Linked DNA regions of Homo sapiens: region 2 is linked to region 1. Evidence: chromatin loops called from intact Hi-C (ENCODE). Cell type or tissue: heart left ventricle. All regions are shown on one strand. Each heading gives the region's core, and the rest is flanking DNA. Links, peaks and the distances in the headings are about the cores only. Region 1 overlaps LOC105370220 (a long non-coding RNA gene). Region 2 has its middle 590 kb from the start of LINC00374.

Region 1 (4,404 bases), core at 290-4,289:
TAAGCACAAGGGAGGCTGAAACATATTTTAAGTGATTAAGAATGAGGAGAGGAATATAAATTTAGGTGAGCACTTGTCATTAGCAAAAGAATGAGAGAAGGGAAAATAATAGATGTTATAGGGCTATAAGTTCATTTTGGAGCATAAGCCATGTAACATCCATATATAGAGGTATCTATTAAGAGAACAAAAATACAATTTCTAGGGTCTAGTGGGAGGTTTGCTTGGAGTTGCAGATTTAGAAATCATTGGTTTCTAGATCATTGAAGTCATGAGTGAAAGGAGTGTAAAATTAAAGTAGACCAGGTTAGAAAAGAAAAACGGAGGAAAGAAGAAAAGCTTATAGATAAATCTTAGACAAAACAAAACCCAACAAACCTAACTCTGTATAATCAAAGAAGGACTCTGAAAAAGAAAGGCAAATCCCAGGAAAAATATATCATGGCAGCCAAAAGACCCAGGTGAAAGAAAATAGCATAATAAATGAGAGTGGTCTTCAGTTTCGAGGACCACAGAGAGATTAGGTCAGATTAGGATGGAAATGTATTCTTTGCTTTTGGCAACACTGTGACAGGTGTGCCTTTTAATAAATCAGTTCCAATGGTGTTATGAAGGAAGAATTAGATGAAAAGTTTAATAATTAGACAAAATAGATTGTGGCGAGAAGGATGAGGGAAGGGAAATGCTTTTGTTTTTGATACTACAGTTAAAATGGTGCATCTTAGGCAATTTTAAACATTATAAAAAGAAAATATTAGAGGTGGAAATAATTTAGACACAGGTGAGAGGATATGGAATCTCAAGTATGAGTAGAAGGATTAGCCTCGTGCAGGAAAAGGGGCCTCTTTTCCTTTAAACAGTAGGGAGGTTAAGAACAACCGTCTCACAGTACTCGGAGATATAATTTGTTGAATTTTTAAACTTTGATTTACTTAAATAGCTTGAAAATATTTAAAATATAGTTCACATTTAATTTTACAGTTGTACCAGCTATTTCACTTATTATATTTGTTAATATCCTCAACCAATAGTCTTGTGTTGAATGCTTATTATGTAAGTAATGAACTAAGTTTTTTAAAAAGTACCAAAAAGAAAAGGCACAGAAAATGTTTCAATGAGCATTAAATAATGTTGCAATTATAAAAAAGTATATATTAAACAATGATATAGAGATTAAGTTAGGAAATGTTGATCTTAATGTGGGTTTATTTATATTTGCTTTGATAATTTTATTATTTTTAACAAAGTGTATATTTATAATGCTTATGTTAGATTCAGGTTATTGACTGCTCTGCCACCACATAAAGAGATTGCTCTTATATTTATCCTATTCATTCAAATCCAATTATACTCACAGTAGTAAAGAATAGAAAAGTAGCTAATTGTTGGGTGTGAAATTTAGAAGTTTCCATTTTTTATAGTTACCTGGAATAAACAACATAATGAGCTTAATTCTTTCCACCACAGGGTGCATAGACTTAAACTTGGGAATACGAAAGAATTTTTAGAATCATATTAGGTTAGATATCTTCACAGTCATTGAGTTTAATCATATTTTCCTGAAGTTTGGTTTCTAGTAAAAGAGTTTGGAATGAAAAAATAATAAAACAGTTTCACTCACTAGGATTCTTGACTCTCCAACAAGAAAGCTGAGGCAGTATGGCTTATTGGGAACACAGGCTTTAGAAATTCTGCTTTCTTTCTCACCCCTGCTATAATCTGATTGAGAAGGGAACTGGGCTCCTGACAAAGCCACCCTCAACAACTAAACTGGTATGGGGTGCATAATGATGATCATTATTAAATTGAATAATCTCTACTCTTAGCTTCTTATATATCTTTGAATTTCCACACATACACTGACCACTTATTTTTTACACCTGTTAAAGAACATCACAGTTATAAGGACTCTTAGATCTTAGAGCTCCTATAATCCAATCTTTCACTCAAATGGAAATCAAATCTGTAATATTCCTACAGTGAATGGCCAATTCAGACTGGACAATGGTCCATAAAGTTTCCATATTTCCTTGCATGCCCTCAAAAATACCATTGCAAAGGATTATACTTGTAGCCAGGAAACATCTTTAAGGCAGGAAAGAGGATATGGCTTTCCAACAATTGTTTTAAAAACTAACAAAAACAGAACAAAATACTTCTAGAGATTAACTTTCCACCTGAAAGTTATGATTGCTGAAGGAACCTAGAGTCTAGCATTCCAATAAGTGTACTGCCTGAGTACATTTTTATTTCAGGACTGATAGATTTCTTGTAGGCTAATCATTGAAATGGCTCAAACAAGCAGTTTCAATTTTACCAAACCAGGCAGCACTTCAGTTTGCAGCTCTAAACTAGAATTTAATGATAGGTAGGCCAATGCAATGCACCCTAGGCAAATGCCACTGAGTTCTTCCCTATGCGGGAAACCAATAGCCATGACAATACAATGTGTATTTTAACATGCTTAAGTGTTCTAATCAAAAACTTGGGTTACACAACTTTCAGAATTAACAAAAATATTCATTTGTATTTTATTGAAAAATAAGTGTTTTAACCAAAATGTGGTTCAATTTTAGAAAATATCAATATTTTAACTGACTGCTAAATATTAAATTTTCTTTTAAAAAATAAAACACCCTGTGAGCAAACTTAGGAAACTTTAGCTTAATATGTATTCAGCAGTCATGACTGATGGTAAACTGAGAAGAAACATAAAATATACAAGCAAAACTATGTATATGGTCTCATCATATGCTTAGATATTTTATTTATAATCCATTGATTTATATTCATAGTTAAAATATAACATGCATAAAATATTTACTTATAGTTATATATTTATGGGGTGAAATGAAAATAAGTTTCCAATGTCTACTAAAATATCTTCACTAATGATTTTAGAACACATTACAATGGAATATCTAAGGCAAAACCTACAACATGAAGGATAAAACTTTTTATCCCTATGTTTACTTTCATGAAAAAAGAAGCTATTTGGTAGTAATAGGAAAGTAATCGAAAGATATTTTATTTACTAGCAGCTAATATTGCAAGAAAATGAAAATATTTTTATTTAAAAATGACTCTAGTAACTGGGACAATTTAAAAGGGAAGATAATTCCTCTTGGTTAATAAAGATCGATGTATCAAGATATTCACTAGACGGATATATAGAATTTATATGTATATATATATATATACACATATATATGTAAATCTCATAGCTTGAAAATTTTTTTCATATTTCTCCCTTATAGCTTTTATTAAATGCATATTCCTTAAAGCTTCTTCATGCCTGTAACCCCAGCACTTTGGGAGGTCCAGGCAGGCAGAACATGAGGTCAGCAGTTCGAGACAAGTCTGGCCAACATAGTGAAACCCCGCCTCTACTAAAAATACAAAAATTAGCCCGGCGTGGTGGCAGGCGCCTGTAGTCCCAGCTACTAGGGAGGCTGAGGCAGAAAAATCACTTGAACCCAGGAGGCAGAGGTTGCAGTGAGCTGAGACCGCGCCATTGTACCCCAGCCTGGGTGACAGAGCGAGACTCTGTCTCAAAAAAAAAACAACGACAACAAAAACAACAAAAAGCCAAAAATTGAAAAACAAAACAAAAAAACCCCATAAACTTCTGTTTCACACCCTCCTCACCTCTATTCTCTTCCCTACTTTCCCCCACCCTCACTGCTAAAAACTGAGCCTCCTGAAGGGTCAGTGCTACTCTGGGCTATATTAGAGAATCAGACAATCTTTTCTAAATGTAACTCTGCATTCACAATTTAACTTTAAAATATGACATTTTGTGTGCTTATGGAAATCAGATACCAGAATTTACAATTTTCCAATGATAAAAGGTCATGTAGGAAAATGGTAAAGAGGGGTAAATAGCCAACATAGAATATGTAGAATATGAGACAGGACAAGCCCACAGAAAAAAGTACTAAGAGGGTGAAAATTTCAAGGCAGAAAGTTTTGCAAGATATTTTGAGAAAAAAGTAATAAAATGTAGGGGCTTTAAAAATGTAATCAAGAAAAGAAGAGAGGGATAGGTATAATGATTGAATGTTGATAAGTGACAAAGAGAAGGCAAAGACACTCAACTCTATTTTACTTGTCTTTGCTTGTCATTGTGAGTGATCTATGAACTAGAAAGGATAGAATGAATGTTGTTGAGAGAAATTTAAGTTTAAAGCGGGTGAAAAGATTGTAATAGCTCTGAACAAGTTTAGCAATTCTGGCTCAGATGAAATACATCCCAAAACAAGGAAGGAGTTTGCCCATGAGACAGTCAGGCCACTGTAATTGATATCTAGAATTTTAAAAAGAAAAAAAAGGAGCTATATATTACAGGATGTTTCTTAAACTAACAACAATGGCAACAATAATTTATGAAATAAGAGGAGAAAG
Region 2 (4,404 bases), core at 181-4,180, 77 kb before region 1:
ACATAATGTCCTTATGATAAGAATGAGGCATAATTTCATAACTTTTTTCTTTATTTTTATACATTTTGGTTATTTCCTTGTTGTGGTACTTGCATTATAAACACTGATTTGGTATACAGAATTAGATTATTATAGGTATAATTCTGACTTTTATTAGTAAATCAATAATCTGAACATATTTTATTCTTTATTCTTTTTCAAAAACAAAAGTTACACATTCACACACAGAATCACATAGTTTTAGAAATTGTAGTTTCCTGTTCCTCTCCTCTCTTTCTCCCTCAAGACAAATATTGTCAATTATCTCAGCTAATTCATTGTCGCCAAGTTTTAACCACCATATTCTAAGTTAATGTGTTTGCCTTTCTACTTCTTAATTTTTTCTATTTGAGGCATTAAGTTCCCATTATGGAAAATGACAAAGTAGCATTTATTTCTCCCCTAGTCTCTAACACATCATGCTCTTGTCCCTCCTGGCTCTCTTTCCTAATGCACGTAAAGCATAATATCAGCAAGTTCCTGATTAAGTGTATATCATTATGTTTGTATGCCACCTATTTTTACCTCTGAAAGCCTGTAAAATTTCAGAGTCCCTCCAGCTTCCTGAAATTTCAAAATCGTGTGCCTTGGTGGGGGCATGCTTTTCTCTACTGTGCTAAGTACTATGAGCCCTTTGTAATCTTACACGCATTAGTTCTGAAAAATGTTCTTGTTTTATTTAATTGGTGTTCTCACCTTTTACTTTATTCTCTCTTCCTAGAATTCTCAGTGAATATTAAACTTTTTGGCTAGTACTCTACATTTTCTTACCTTTGCTCTCCAATATTTTATTTGTTTGTGCTTTACTGTATTTTCTGGGATATTTCCTCAACTCTGTTTTCCAACTCTTTTATTAAATTTTTCATTTCAGTTATTATATTTTTAATTTTCAAGAGATCTATTTCTGTTCTTCTTGTAAAAAATAGTATTTCATTCTTGTTCCAAGATGTTAGTAACTGCTACTATCTCTAGAATTATATATATACATGCATATATATATATACCCCCACAAACATATATATAATTCTATTACTATAATTATATATATTCACATGTGTATATATATACATTTCATTTTATACACACACACACACACACACGGACACACATACATACACACGTATGATTTTCTCCTTGGCCATGAAAATGTCTGTTCCCTCTAATTGTCTGCTGTTTTTTATTTTGGCCTCTGTCTTTCATGTAGAGTTTTCTGCAGCATGTGGTTGGTAGTTGCTGCTTGAAGACTACTCTGAGTGTGATTTGATGTCTTTGTATCTTTTATGCTATAAATAAAAATGTGATTTTTATTTAGCCTAATCCTATGGGAGGCGGGTCAGTTAGGAGAAACATACTGGAGGTTTCCTCATTCAGTAAGTATATATTTTCTTCTCCATTAACCCTGCCTGGTATATGCAGTCCAGAATCCTCCATTTTGTCCTTTTTAGAAAATAAAGTCCAGTCTTTTCTAGAGTGAGTGGTTGAGTGATGAGAGACAATTGTTACACTATTTAGAGTTAAGATGGGGTCTCAAAAACAGAATGGATCTAACAGCTTCTTAAGACAATTTTTCAAGCAGGGCTCCTTATTTGAAATATCCTTCTTTTCTAGGAATTTGGATTCACCAATTATTGAGGACTTTGTGACTGAGGTTTCTCTGTTTTCCTAAATCTTTCATCTGATTTGTATTTTCCAAAATATTGTTCTTTTTTTCTTCTTTACCACTCTTCTTATCCTTGAGGCATTTTCACTTTTAAAAAATTCTCTTTTTGTTTTCTCCAAAACAAAATTAGTGGTCATGTCTTCTGTTCCTATCAGGAAGTGAAAGTCTGAACTATAGATTCTTTCTGTACATTTGCTTTTCTGAAATACTGTACCAATTATGTTCTTACTAGGAATGTCTAAGGGCTTTTATTACTTATTTCATAGTGAGAGGTGACAAGGTGCTAGCAGCCCTGGCTCGCTCTAGGCGCCTCCTCGGCCTAGGCGTCTGCTCTGGCCGCGCTCAAGGAGCCCTTCAGCCTGCCGCTGTGCTGTGGGGGCCCCTCTCTGGGGCTGGCCGAGGCCGGAGCCGGGTCCCTCTGCTCGCAGGGAGGTGCGGAGGCAAAGGCGCGGGAGGGAGCAGGGGCTGTGCGTGGCGCTCGCGGGGCAGGCGCGGGTTCTGGGTGTGCGGGGGTTACGGGTGGGCGTGGGCTCGGTGGGCCCAGCACTTGGCACCTGCTGGGCTTTATCAGAGACTGGGTCCTGTGCGTGGACCGCCGTTCCCTCTTTGCGGGGTCGTTGGCCACAATGGTGGGTCTGTTTCTCACTTCCCTCCTTTTCCTCTTGGTTGTCTGGGACCAGCTCCCTCTGGGATGCCGGAGTGCCTGGGCTAGGAACTGCAAAGTCCCGCTCCAGGTACCAGTTAGAGGTGAAGCAGGCTGGGCTTCTGGGAAAGGTGGGGACTTGGAGAACTTTTCTGCCTAGCTAAAGGATTGTAAACGCACTAATCAACACCCTGTGTCTAGCTAAGGGTTTGTAAATGCACCAATCAGCACTCTGTGTCTAGCTAAAGGTTTGTAAATACATCAATCAGCACTCTGTGTCTAGTTAATCTGGTGAGGACTTGGAGAACTTTTGTGTCTAGCTGAAGGATTGCAAATGCACCCAGCAGCACTCTGTGTCTAGCTAAAGGATTGTAAACACACCAATCAGCACTCTGTCAAAACAGACCAATCAGCTCTCTGTAAAACGGACCAATCAGTTCTCTGCAAAATGGAACAATCAGTTCTCTGCAAAATGGAACAATCAGCTCTCTGTAAAATGGACCAATCAGCAGGATGTGGGTGGGGCCAGATAAGGGAATAAAACCAGGGCACTTGAGCCAGCAGCAGCAACCTGCTCAGGTGCCCTTCCACCTTGTTCTTCTGCTCTTTGCAATAAATTTTACTGCTGCTCATTCTTTGGGTCCGCACTGCCTTTATGAGGTATAACACCGTGAAGGTTGGCAGCCTCACTTCTAAAGCCAGCGAGACCACAAACCCACCAGGAGGGACAAACAACTCTGGACGTGCCACTTTATGAACTGTAACAGTCAGTGCAAAGGTCTGCAGCTTCACTCCTGAGGCTAGCGAGACCAGGAACCCACCAGAAGGGACAAACAACTCCAGACGCCTCACCTTAAAAGCTGTAACACTTACAGTGAAGCTCTGCAGCTTCACTCAAACCCAGCGAGACCACGAACCCACCAGAAGGAAGAAACTCCGAACACGTCCGAACATCACAAGGAACAAACTCCAGATACCATCTTTAAGAACTGTAACACTCACTGCAAGGTCCGCACCAATTCTGGACACAATAGTACACTTCCCAACAGTATTTTAAATTTGTTTTAGTATTGCCAATTTGATAGGCAAATAAATGTCGTAATTTAAAATGAGAAATGGGGAAAACAGCTAACCTAAACTATTACGGAAAGGGAAATAGCAAGTGCTCCATAAATGAGTGAGAGAAGGAGGGTGACTGAGGATCAGAGATATTTAGCAATTCTGGGTAAATCTCAAAAGATTCATGAAGTTTTGCACTGATAAGAGCTGGTTAGCCTTCCATTTTTATTCCATATTGGTCCAGGGATAGAATAAATAGAACCTCAAAAGTCCAAATGGGAAAAATTATATCCCAATTTTATTAACTTTATAATAGTATTACCAACAACTATAATCTTGTCACCAATAGGAATCTTAAGAGTATTCATATAATTTTAAGTTGTAGACTTACTGTAATGCTCAGTACTTGAAAATTACGGTAGTTAGTTCATACTCTAGATCTTATTTAATGTTAATAAACCATATATATCCATTTATAAATCTATTTTTAAAACATCTTGTTAAATATATTTCAATATTGTTGGTTTTCATAATAATTTTATGCATTTTACTATAGGAATTTAAACATAAAGAAGTTTACAAATCTCTAGCTTTCATCCCTAGATGAAAAGTTATCCTGAGAAGAATGAGAATTGGATTAAAGTTTAAAGTGTGCGCAGACTTTAAGTATGTTGTGGATTAGATTATTTGCTCAGATAGTTTTAAATTATTGCTGTTTTAAAACATTTTAATTTGATACCCCTTCATTTTATATTTTTTATTTTACATTTTTAAAAAATTTAGCATTTCACTTTGTGTTCAACTAGTACCTTCTTCTAAAATGAGGAATAGAATTAAGTAAGATTTTTGAATGCTTCATTTGTCTTGTACATTTTTCACTGATGTGTTGGGAATATTCTAAGGAAAGAATGGAACAATTTGCGATTCTAGTTAGACTGTTGTAGAACTTAATTTGCTGTACTGTAATCAACATGTTTTTTATTCTTTTAATGCAAATTTAAAG

The links. Hi-C counts contacts between places; a loop is a spot of excess contacts. Peaks named below come from ENCODE experiments on the same cell type or tissue, not always from the same donor. Only the 100,000 strongest peaks of a DNase experiment are listed, where the experiment ranks them.
Region 2: it touches region 1 in a loop (9-fold over the local background); 1 of 110 quality-filtered maps calls a loop at or near these places.

The regions. Positions count from the first base shown.
Region 1 is chr13:58,744,586-58,748,989 of GRCh38, reverse strand. All of the region lies in intron 5 of LOC105370220 (a long non-coding RNA gene), which reads right to left. Among named protein-coding and RNA genes, the nearest start is that of LINC00374, 510 kb to the right of the region's middle. In heart left ventricle, for the core only: no CTCF peak of the experiment used is centred there; no DNase peak of the experiment used is centred there.
Region 2 is chr13:58,821,684-58,826,087 of GRCh38, reverse strand. No RefSeq gene overlaps it. Among named protein-coding and RNA genes, the nearest start is that of LINC00374, 590 kb to the right of the region's middle. In heart left ventricle, for the core only: no CTCF peak of the experiment used is centred there; a DNase peak (open chromatin) is centred at 2,087.